2 separate regions of the Mus musculus genome follow, and region 1 is linked to region 2. A link is a contact called in ENCODE Hi-C or POLR2A ChIA-PET data. All regions are on one chromosome and are shown on one strand. Each heading gives the region's core, a stretch centred on a gene start or an enhancer-like site at or near the end of the contact. The rest is flanking DNA. Distances are from core to core; before and after follow the strand shown. Region 1 holds the start of Celf6 (CUGBP, Elav-like family member 6). Region 2 holds the start of Parp6 (poly (ADP-ribose) polymerase family, member 6).

The links. A loop is a pair of places that touch in the nucleus more often than their neighbours do. ChIA-PET counts read pairs that join two places held with the same protein, here RNA polymerase II (POLR2A).
Region 1: POLR2A ChIA-PET joins it to region 2 with 11 read pairs in Patski. The contact joins the promoter of Celf6 here to the promoter of Parp6 in region 2. A Hi-C loop is called at or near these places in 2 of 37 maps with a recorded cell type or tissue (both left cerebral cortex). POLR2A ChIA-PET finds 5 or more read pairs at or near these places in 3 of 5 experiments (Patski and embryonic stem cell).

The regions. Positions count from the first base shown.
Region 1 is chr9:59,574,999-59,580,662 of GRCm38, reverse strand. It overlaps Celf6 (CUGBP, Elav-like family member 6), which reads right to left and starts at 2,326. Exons shown (of 12, transcript NM_175235.3): 1 at 2,024-2,326. The coding sequence starts at 2,285.
Region 2 is chr9:59,613,145-59,618,595 of GRCm38, reverse strand. Parp6 (poly (ADP-ribose) polymerase family, member 6) reads right to left here and starts at 1,312. Exons shown (of 24, transcript NM_001205239.1): 1 at 1,188-1,312; 2 at 1-128. It overlaps Gm51709 (a long non-coding RNA gene), which reads left to right and starts at 1,472. Exons shown (of 3, transcript XR_003948337.1): 1 at 1,472-1,609.

The sequences.
Region 1 (5,664 bases), core at 1,077-3,576, 39 kb after region 2:
CTCGGCCATTGAAATGAAAATGAGTCACTTTAGTGTTCAGACATCATTGGTTGCTGCGAAGAGAGTGGGGATGCTGACTTAGAGGCCCTCTGAGTTACCTCCATATCTCACAAGGCAACATCTGCTTTGGAGAGGCATAGAGTGAATGGAGGACTAAATCACTGACCCCTGGGTTTCACATACATTACTGTTCTGCCACTAAACCATAACATGTCCTCACACTGGAAGGGGAGCTTTAGAAAAAGCTTTGGGGACCAGGTGCTACCAAAAAGAGCCCATGGAGATTGCTTGGGTTAGAGGGTAGAAGGCTGGAAGGATGGAGATACAGGGAAGTATGGCCACAGGGGCAGATGAGTAAGAGGTGAGCAGGAGGGATTAGTGCTAAGTGAGAAAGGAAGACAGAGTGAGGGGACAGTTCAGACATGGAGTGCTTGAGTGAGAACTGCAGTGACTCCACGCACTTGCTTTACTCTACAGATCAACTACAAAGATGAGGTTTATGCTTACCCACTGAACTCACTGTCTAGGAAAAAAATGCCACAAATGACTGGGCATGAAGACAGCCAGTGGGTTAGACTGAATTCTAGGAAGTCTGGATGATGTGGCCTTGTCCTTATAGGACTTTAACATAACCTCTCCCACAAAAGGTGGAATCTGTACCCCTATTCAAAAGGCCTAGTTTTTTCATGGGCATGTTCTCAAAGCCCTCTACTTTAGTATGCCAAGGAATGCCCTGGGGTCTCCCAGCTTGAAAAAGGTATCAGTCTGATGTTAGCTCACAGGCCTTTAGAATGGACCTGCCCTCTAGGACCTGTTATTTCTCTCTTAGGAAGATTATGGAGGGTAATTGGTCACCCTTCCCCCACAAAAATCCCGAAACCGCATTATTTCCCAGTGGGAAAATGAAGATGTGTCTCCTCAAATAATCATGATATGATTCTGGCTCTGTTATTCCAGCTCAGCCTGGACAGACTTTTCTGCGTGTAAACAAGTCTCCTCCCTTCTCTACAGGAAGAAAGGGGTGTGGCTGGAGAGGACCATGGTGCCTCTGTCTTCCTAGGAAGGGCAATGAGAAGAGCCCCCCATCCCCATCTTCCTCACTTAGATTGATCCACCCTGAGAGTGCGCTGGTCTGGGACCAGCTGGCAAAGAAAGGAAAACAGGAAGCCATCAAGAGGATTGAGAGGAAGCAGAGATGCACAGGAGTGGGGATTAGAGGGGGTGGGGGAGTGTATTCACACAGGGGAAAACCAAAGAGGAAGGGTACACAGGCAGGTGTATGTTCCCAGCTGAGGTTAGGATTCTGGATTCAAATCAGAAGAGGTAAAGAGCATTGGGTTCTGGAAAAATGTATGGAATATTGGGTTATTGTCAAATGTGAGAAGGCATTTATCTCTGAGAGCCTCCTGGGGGTGGGGTGAATTGGACTGTATATATTAGGTCTGAATTCTAAAGAGGAGAATTTGGGTATGGGGTATTTAAGGCTGTCAGACCCAAAAGTCAAATGGAGGCCCTAGGGGTTGGTTTGTTGTTGGAGGCCAGGAGGAGTGCAAATCCAAGATGTGTGTGCGGTGAGGCCTGAATAGGGTGGCACCAGAGAGAGAAAGTGCTCAGGAAAACCATGGGTCCAGGGGTCAGGAGATCGGGGGCTCCAGAGCTGGAAGGTAGAATAAGTTTCCAAATTCCAGGGTTTGGGGTGTCTGGTGGAAGGGATGGTGGAGAGATTAAGCAGGGAGGTGGGGATGACTGGGATGTGAGAAGTGACAAGGGATTTGGAGGTTAGAGTGAAGAACGTGTTAGGGAACCAGAGTGAAGTCAGAAGGATGCCACAGAGACAATTCTGGCTCTGGGGCTCTGTGGCCTGGGGAGGGAACAGAACTGAGGTGGGGCAGGTCCTGAACTGGAGTCGGGAAAGGTTCTAGTAGGGCTGGGGTTGGGCCTGCGTTTGGGGCCGGAGTTGGGTTGGGCTGCGCTCTAATTGGATTGGGGCTGGGCTGGGCTGGGCTGGGCTGACCCCGCGCACCTTTGTGGAGGCCGGTGAGCCGGTCCTTCAGCACCGTCAGCTCGTAGATGCGGCCGAACTCCTCGAACAGCGGCTTGAGGTCCTGCTCGTCCAAGCCCCGCGGGATCTGCCCCACGAAGAGCTTGATGGCGTCGTGGTCCTTCATGGGCACCGCGGGACCTGGGTTCAGCCCGCTCATGCCGCCGCCGCTGTCCGCGGTGCTGAAAGCCAAGCGCGGGCTGGGGCCGGCGGGCGGCGCAGACCCTCCAGGCGCCGCGGCCATGTCCCCGCCCCGTCCGCCCTCCCGAGCGTCCCGCCTGTCCCGCCGTCCCTTCCCTGGACTGCTGGCGAGGGCCTGGGGGAGGGGGCGGGGCCCGCCTACGAGGACGGGGGGCTGCCCAGGGGGCGGGGCCCAGCCGAGAGCGAGGGGCGGGGCGGACTGAAAATGGGCGTGGTCGAGGGCGGGGCGCCTGAGTCCGGCTGGAGTCCCCCTCAGAGCTCTCCCTGGCGCGCCAAGCCCAGCCCCGAGCCCCAGCCCCCGAGCTTAGTGACGTCAGACAGCTAGCAGGGAGCGTCTACGCAAGTGATTTGCATAATGAGATAGCGGTGGCCAATCAGAGAAGGAGTTGGCTGAGCTGGAGCGCGGGGCGAGAAGGGCGGCTGGGCTCACGCGCTCCAGCTCTCCATGGCAACCGGACCCTCAGCTGCCCTGTGTGTGGAGGGTGTGCGGGCGTGGCAGTGGATGGGAAGTAGCTTCGTCATGCGTGGCGCTGTCTGCTGGAGTCGGAGATGATCTCTCCCTACACACCTCCAACAGCCGGACCGTTTTCTGTGGGTCAGATAGGGTTTCCACCTCTCTATCCCTACTACCGAAGCCAGTCTTGCGGAGCGCATCCTTCTAGGCTCCATCGCACACCTCTCCTATATCTTCAACCTCTCTTTGCTCCTGAGACTCAAACACACTCTCGTCTCTTGTATTCTAAAATAAGCCCCAAGCACTGATTTCTTCCTCAGGAGAGCGAAAGAACTTATATTATCATATTTACTCAGAGCTTCTGCCTGGTTCCTCCCTATTCTGTGACTCAGGAGTGTTATCTTCTTTTCCTGAAAAGGATGCTGTGGGTCAAAGAAGTTAGGGCGTAAGGCAAAAGAAGAAACGGAAATTGATACATCGCGTGTGTTAATATCTTAAAAGCTATCGGACAAATCACAGCGCTTGAGTGTTTACCTCCCCATTCCCTCTTTCACAAGCGCACATTCATAAAGATGAAGGATTGGCGACATGGCTAAGCATATAAAGGCTCTTAATAAACAAGCTCGATGACCTGAGTTGGATACCCAGAACCTGCGTGGAAAAGCCAGGAGCAGAGCTTCGCATCTGTAATCCTAGTACTTCCGTGGCAACAAGAGGAAAAAAAAAAACAGGAGAGTCACAAGGGCCAGCTAGCAGAGGGACAGAAACAAGAGGGAGCCTCAACAATTTGGAATGAAAAAGCCACTCCTGATCTCAACAAGCTTGCCATGACTCATGTTTCTGCCCCTACTCATACAAATACACACATGCATACACATCACACACACACATCACATATGCATCACACACACCCCACACACAAATCACACCATACACACATACACACATCACAGAAACAAATTTATATTTTTTATTATTTTGTGTTTAAGTTTTGCCTGCATGCATGAATATATATGTATGTGCAGCACATGTATGCCTAGTGCCACTGGGGCCAGAAGACAGTGTCAGAGCCCCTAGAACTGGAGTTATGGAATTTAGGGGTTTTGTAAGCCTCCCTGTGGGTGCTGGGAATCAAACCCACGTCTTTTGCTGCTCTTAACTGCTGGGCTGGCCACTAACTAATTATGAGTTGAATAGGACCTTGAACTGCTGCTCTTTCTGCTTCCACTTCCGAGTTCTGAGGTCATGGGTGTGCACTCTCATGGTCATTTATGCATACCATCTTTAGTAGTTCGTTTGGGGGTACATCTACTTTTCAAATTGTGTTCTTACTGGTGGAGCAGCTTTTATTCTTTTCTTTGACAGGCTCTTGGGATATAGCCCAGGCTACCTTCAAACTCTGGGTTCTTTCTTGCTCCAGTTTCCCCAGTGCTAGGAGTGCAGGTGTGTGCTACCGTGCTCAGCCCTGAACTGATCCTTGCTAGGTAAGTTCTCTTCCGCTGAGGTGTTCCTCCAAGCACCATAGTTACATTTAAAGCAGGTAACTTTAAAAGTGGGCATAACTGGGTCTTTTAAAATTAAAAGTAGTTTTGTTTATTCTGTGACAAGTTGGAAATTAAATATCCTCAATGCTCCACTCTGTTATCTTTTGATACACTGTTGCTGTGGATGCTCAGCTTTGTTATCTTTTGCTACATTGCTATCTACTTTCCCCCCGGGTGTATATAAACTCCAGAGTCAGCTTGCCAATTCTCCTTGCACTACTTTGCTTTCTGTTGCCACAATGAGCACCATGATCACAAATAACTTCTGAAGAAAAAGGTTTATTTCAAGGTATAACTCCTAGGTCACAATCCATCCATCACTGAAGAAAGTAGGACCAGGAACCCTGGGAGAATGCCATTTGCTGGCTTGCTTCCTCTGCTTGCTTAAAAGCATATTATGCAGCCCACGCCCACCTGCCTAGGGATGGTGCCTCCTACAATGGGCTGAACCCTCCCACTTGGCAAACATGGCCACAGACCAACAGAAGAAATTAGTTTGGAGTTTCCTCTTCCCAGGTGTCTCTAGTTTGTGTTAAGCTGACAATCACTAAAAGCATAAAATAGCTTCCTGGAACTTTGATTGGATTTGCATTGATGTAGATCACATTGGGAGAAAAAAAAAGATACAAAACAAAACTGATGTTGTGGCCCTTAGAGGAGATGGCTCAGTGTATCCATAAAGGCACTTGCTACCAAGCATGATGGCCTGAATTTAATCTCACATGGTAGTGTGAGAGAACCAACTCCTACAAGTTGTCTTCTGACCTCCACACACGTACTGTGGCACACACACACACACACACACACACACACACACGTGTATACACACTAATTGTTTAAAAATGTTATTGTAACAATATTGACACTTCCTATTCACAAACAAGAGAAATCACCATCTATTTGTTTCCTTTTTCATTTCTTCATTCAAGAGTGGTGGGTAAATCTTTTCTTTCTTAAATATGCCATGCTATTCTTGTCCCTGTTCCTTTGTAGGTGGGTGGGATATTTCTGCTGGTTGTCTTCTGACCCCAATTCTCTATGTCTTTGGCTTTCTATGGTTTAAATATTATATGCTTAGATGAGGGTTATAATCTAGTGCTTAAGCCATTGGGCCCTCATCGAGACTCCTGGATTTTTGATTTGTTGTCTGTTGATAATAATTTTGGGGAAATTCTTTGACATTATTCCCTCATTAATATTCTCTTTATTTGCCTGGGTACTTCTGATTATGTGATAGGCATTGTGTTGAAAAATATTTTTAGAAATAATTGTAGGTTGAAGAGGGTAGTATTTTCTTCTTCCAGAACAAACTTGTTCTAAGGCATCCGGAATCTCGATCAGTTTGAGATAATCAAACTAATTTTAGTGATTAGGATGACTCAAAGCTGAGCTGTAGCCTCTGGAGCAATTGATCTGTTTCCAAC
Region 2 (5,451 bases), core at 63-2,562:
GTTGTCTTGGGGTGAGCAGTAGAATGAGGGCAGCTTAGGCTAGAAGTGCCAACTTTCTCAAGGTCTTTCACTGTAGAAGTCAAGGAAAACTGAGCATCTCCTCAGGGTTTGCTGCTTGGTTTCTGATGCTATTAAAAGGAGGGGGTAAAAAAAATCAGTTTTTCTAAGGAAAAGACAGTTATGAAATGACCAGCTTCTCCAACCAGACTGTTTTAGTAAAAAAAGACTTGAATCCTCAACACTCCATGGCCTTCTCTCAGGAATGGAGAGTAGATTTAAAAGCTGGAGAGTGGGAAAAGGCAGATGGTGGAGCACGGAATTCATTAAAAAAGAAAAAAAAAAAAAAAGAGGGGGCTGAGAGATGACCTAGTTCAAAGTTTTCATGTTACATATTTAATACTCCAACCTAGGGAGGTCACAAAACTTGCATAAGTAACTTGAACGTTTGATAGGGCCAAATCTATCCATTTTTTCATGTAATAACTAGTTCGGGGTGGGGGTGGGGGGCAGATCTGGAACCTTTCAAGAGGAGCTAGATCAAATAGAGACTATTAAGAGTGCCCAGAGAAGTGTGCTGTTAGGCTCAGTGTTTATTCTGGGGGATGGCAGCTCGCATTAACACGCTTGGTCTATTTCTATGAGATCGTGCCAACGGTAAATAAGCCTTCGGACGACCCACAAAGGTCTTTTTCTCTACGTCCATTGGCACTTTTCAGAGTGACCATTTAACGTATACCTAGTCAAGAGACGCCTCTGATCTCAACGTCTACATTCTGGGCTTGACTTCCAGCTCAGTGTGCTAGGAGAAGAAAACTCCACTCCAACGGAAGTGTCAAAAGGACTAGGCTACTAAACAAAGGGCGAAGGAGGGTGCGGAGGGGCGAGACCCGCGGGCCAGCGCTAACCCTAGCCCGGGCGGAGGGAGAAGACCAAGACGCTCGCGAGGACACCTGCGCATGCAGGGCAGGGCCTGAGGCCTCTTCTCCAGGTGTCCCCCAAAGCCCTCAGCTCCGGCCTTCCCCGTTAAGGACCCGTCTGCGGCTCGCCGCCGCCAGCCGCCCAGCCGAGCGAAGCCTGTCAGCATCCCTTACTTGGTCCCTCAGGCAGGGCGGACCTTGCCAGCAGCCCGACCGCCCCGCCCCATCCCCACTCCAGCCTCCCCACACGCCAGCCTAGAGAGTACTCACGGCGACCCCGGGCCGCGCGCGGCCGCCGCGGAGGGGACGAGCGGCCCGGGACGCCCCGCGGGGGCGGAGCGGCAGGCCAAGGGGCGGGGACCGAGGCGGGCGGGTGAGGTCGCGCACCACACGCCTCAGCGTGCGGTCTCGGGCACGCCGGGGCGCTCTGCGCATGCTCAGGCGAAGACACCGCGATCAGGTGTCCTCTTCCGACCAACCGCGGTGCGTGCTGTACCTGGGCGTGTCCCCACCCCAGGGTGCTAGCCAGGGCGCGCGTGCGCAGTGATCCAGAGTTGAAGGCGTGAGGAAGCGAGAGAGTGGCGCTTGCGCTTTGGGGCCCGGAGGGAGCTTGAGAAAGAGGTTCTCCGGACATGCCGAAATATAATGTTTTTCTTTGTCGCCTCGTGTGGTTAGGAGGGTTGCAGAAGAAGGTAATCTAGATTGCCTATATAGAGATACTGAGGTGCCCCTTTGGTGCAGCTTGAAGCCAGACAAAAATAGGAATCAAAAGTTAAAATTCTGAAATCTGACTTGCTCCCATGTTCATTTGCTTCGGTGTACCGACCGCACCCAGGCTTTCTCATCACACAGGGGACTGGGGACATAGCTCACTTGGAAGAGTGTTTGCCTAGCAACCACAAACCCTTAGTTTATGCACAGGTGTGTAAATCCCGTGTCGTGCCTGTAGTCTGTATAATGTTATCTCAGCATTCAGAAAGTTGAAGCACAAAAATCAAGTTAGAAGTCTTTTTGTTTTTTGTGGTTTTTTTGTTTTTGTTTTTGTTTGTTTTGTTTTGTTTTTCGAGACAGGGTTTCTCTGTATAGCCCTGGCTGTCCTGGAATTCACTCTGTAGACCAGGATGGCCTCCAACTCAGAAATCCACCTGCCTATGCCTCCCAAGTGCTGGGATTAAAGGCGTGTGCCCCCATAGAAGTCTTAAGCTACATAGCCAATTCAAGGCCAGCCTGGGATATATGAAACCATCTCAGAAATTAACTAAATGAAACATTTTAGTTGGGATGGAAGAGAAAGCTCAGCAGCCAAGATCAGTGGCTGCACTTGTCAAAGGCCTGGGTTGGGTTCCCAGCACCTACGAGTCAGTTCACAATAATTTGAAACTCCAGTTTCAGGAGATCTACTACCCTCTCTGGCCATCACAGGCACTAGGAACCAATGCGTTGCACGCACATATATGCAGGAAAACACAAACATGCATATGTAAAATTAATCTTAAAAAAAAAAAGTGGGGCTGGAGAGATGACTCAGGGGTTAAGAGCACTGGCTGCTCTTCCAGAGGTTCTGAGTTCAATTCCCAGCAACCACATGGTTGCTCAGAACCATCTATAGTGAAATCTTGGGCCCTCTTCTGGCATGCAGGTGTACATGCAGATACTCATACATTAAAAATAAAAAAAACCCTTAAAAAAAAAAAAGTGTGGGACGGTAGTGGTGCATGCCTTTAATCCCAGCACTTTAAAGGCAGAGGCAGATCTCTGAGATGCTAGTCTGGTCTACAGCACTAGTTCTAGGACACTCAAAGCTACACAAAGAAACAGTCTCAAAAAAAAAGAAGGAAGGAAAGAAGAGAAAATTAAATTATTGCATTCTTGGCTTGAGCCGTTGTGCTTGCCCCCTGGGTTCTAGTTTCTCTCCTTGCTTACTCATGAGTCTCAACTGGATCGAGCCAAGGATCCCCAGGCCGCTGACTGCTAACAGATTTTGGTGTTTTGTTACATTGTAATAACTGAAGAAAACTGAGGGATATACTCCAGTCTCAGAGTGCAATAGTTCACAGTAGTTCAGAACTGGACTTAGGGTCACATAGTCTTCTGAGAGCATGCACTGTGGAAATGTGTTCAACATAAGAAAACACAAAGGTTTTGTTCCCATGAATGAAATGTGGAATGGCAGAATCCCACAACCTCCCAGGATTCCCTCTCTTTAACCCTTTCCCTCTCATGCTCCCGTACTCAATGAATTTTAACTGCTTTATAGATTATTATGCTCTTCCTGGCTTTCTTCATTTTCCATTAGTCAGTTACTCCCTCTCTCCCTCCCTCCCTGCCTCCTTCCCTCCTTGACTGTCTCCCTCCCTGCCTCCCTTCCTCCCTCTGTGTGTGTGTGTGTGTGGGGGGGTGATGGGGGTGGGGAGAGAGGGGGAGGGGGAGAGAGAGAGACTCTCACCAAAAGAGTTGTTTATAAATGGATTGACTGGTTGGCCAGCAAACTCCAAGGATTCTCTTGTCTCTTCCTCTCCAGTGCTGGGATTACAGATGGTACTACTGTACCCCACTTTTTACATGGGTAATGAGGATCTGACTTTGAGTCTTCCAAGTTTTCATGCAGATTTTTACTGACTGAGTCACCACCCCAGGACCTACATCACTATAATCTCAGTTCTGTTAGTAGACCTAGTGAAACACTGTCCTCTGATCAGAGAAACAATGGTTGTTTCAAGTGACCTTCACAAGACTGGGAGTGAGGGATAGAATGGAGTGAAGGCCACTGGACTCTAACATAAGATCCCAGCCACTCCCTCTTGAGCCTCCCCCACCCCCCACCCCCACACAGTATGCCTTCTCCGCCACGATGGACTTAAGTTTCTCTGAAATCATGAGCCAGACACACAGCTTTTCTTCCATGAGCTGTTTCTGTCAAGTATTTTGTCAAGCAGAGTGATTAATGCAAAAGTGAAGGAAATAACTCAGCTTTATAGACTTGAGCTTGTGGGTAGACATCCTTTTCAGTCAGTCCAGCCCACGAGCTCATTCTCTGGAAATTGTGTTTTCTACATCCATGCTTGAGACACATAGCCCTGGGTATGTTTCCTGAGATGTCTGGTGCCTAAATTGCAATTGACTGAGCTGTGGAGTGGATTCCTCATCCAAGATGTGTTAATCAGAGTGTCCTGTTTTGGGATTGTGAGATTAGGCTGAGAGGTTAAGAGTCTGATTGGACCTCACCCTATCTATTCTGAGGGATGAGGATGAAGAAAGACAAGCTGCCAATGAGAATAAAAGAAGAGGCAGAGAAATAGGGAGTCTAGTCTCAACTTCCTGGAAGCTTCCCAGCCCTTTCTGAAGACCTCTGACCCGGAGGGGGCTGTCTATGACTCACTCTAGGCCAGTGCTTACCGCCCCCATACTCATTCTCTCCCAGTCTTTCTATTTGAAATGGGGCAAAGAGTTCCTTCCAATCCAAGGCTATTCTCTCACTGTGTCCTGTATTCCACTGTGTTTTGCCTTTTCAGCAACTTTGCTCTGTCCTGTACTCCTGTTTCTTTATCTGGATTCAGTTGTTCTTCTCTCCCATTCTTTGGTCTCAACATATAAATATGATAAACTAGCTCAGCCTTTAAAAAAATAGTGTGTGCATGTGTGTGTGTGTGTGTGTGTGTGTGTGTGTGTGTGTGTGTTCAGGGTTCATGGAGGCCAGCGAGAGCATCAGGTACCCTGGAGCTGAAGTTGTAGATGGTTGTGAGCCCTGAGGAGCAGAGTGAAAGAGACCTGACGGCATTTGTTTGAATCCCTTATGCAATCTTTCATGAGGTCAGCCATGCTCCTACACTTCTCTTCCCTTCCTATGCTTCTCTATGTCAATCCCTGTCCTGTGTAATGGAGTCAGTCCTAATCCAGGGGAGAGAATGGGGTATGAGAGCAACAGACTGCACAACACTCAGTTAGTTTGTAGAGCTGAGGTAAAATGGAAGCAATTGGTCATCCTGGCCTGGGAAGTTAGAAATCCACGGTTATGTGATATGATGAACCATTTATACTGAGTATCGGTCACATATTCATCAACAGGTGGAGGAGATTTCAGGGCTTCATTAGAAAGGAAGATGTCTGGGTGTTAGAGCATGTTGGCTTCTTCCTGAGATTCTTTTCAACAGAAGCTGAACACTACAATTTTGCTGTCTTAGGCCATCAATCCAGACTGCCAAGACTAAAAAATAATTGTGCATGTTGGCAATTATGTCAGTCAAATTTTCTTTCCTAATCTTTTGTTCATTTTCATAGGTGTCTTATGCGCATGTGTTTATATGGATGTTTGTAGGTGTATGCTTGTGTGTGAGAAGATCAGAGGTTGATGCTGTCTTCATCACAACTCTTCCATCAGGTCCAAAAGAAAGTGACAAATGTTAACTGTGGTGCCTATTAGCATAACAAAGAGCTTGCTGGCCACCAGGCTCTCTCAGCAAGCTCTTGCCCCCCCCCCCCCCCCCCCCCGCTCTTTTCACATACCCTCCATCCTAAACTTCTCCAGCTCACAGGC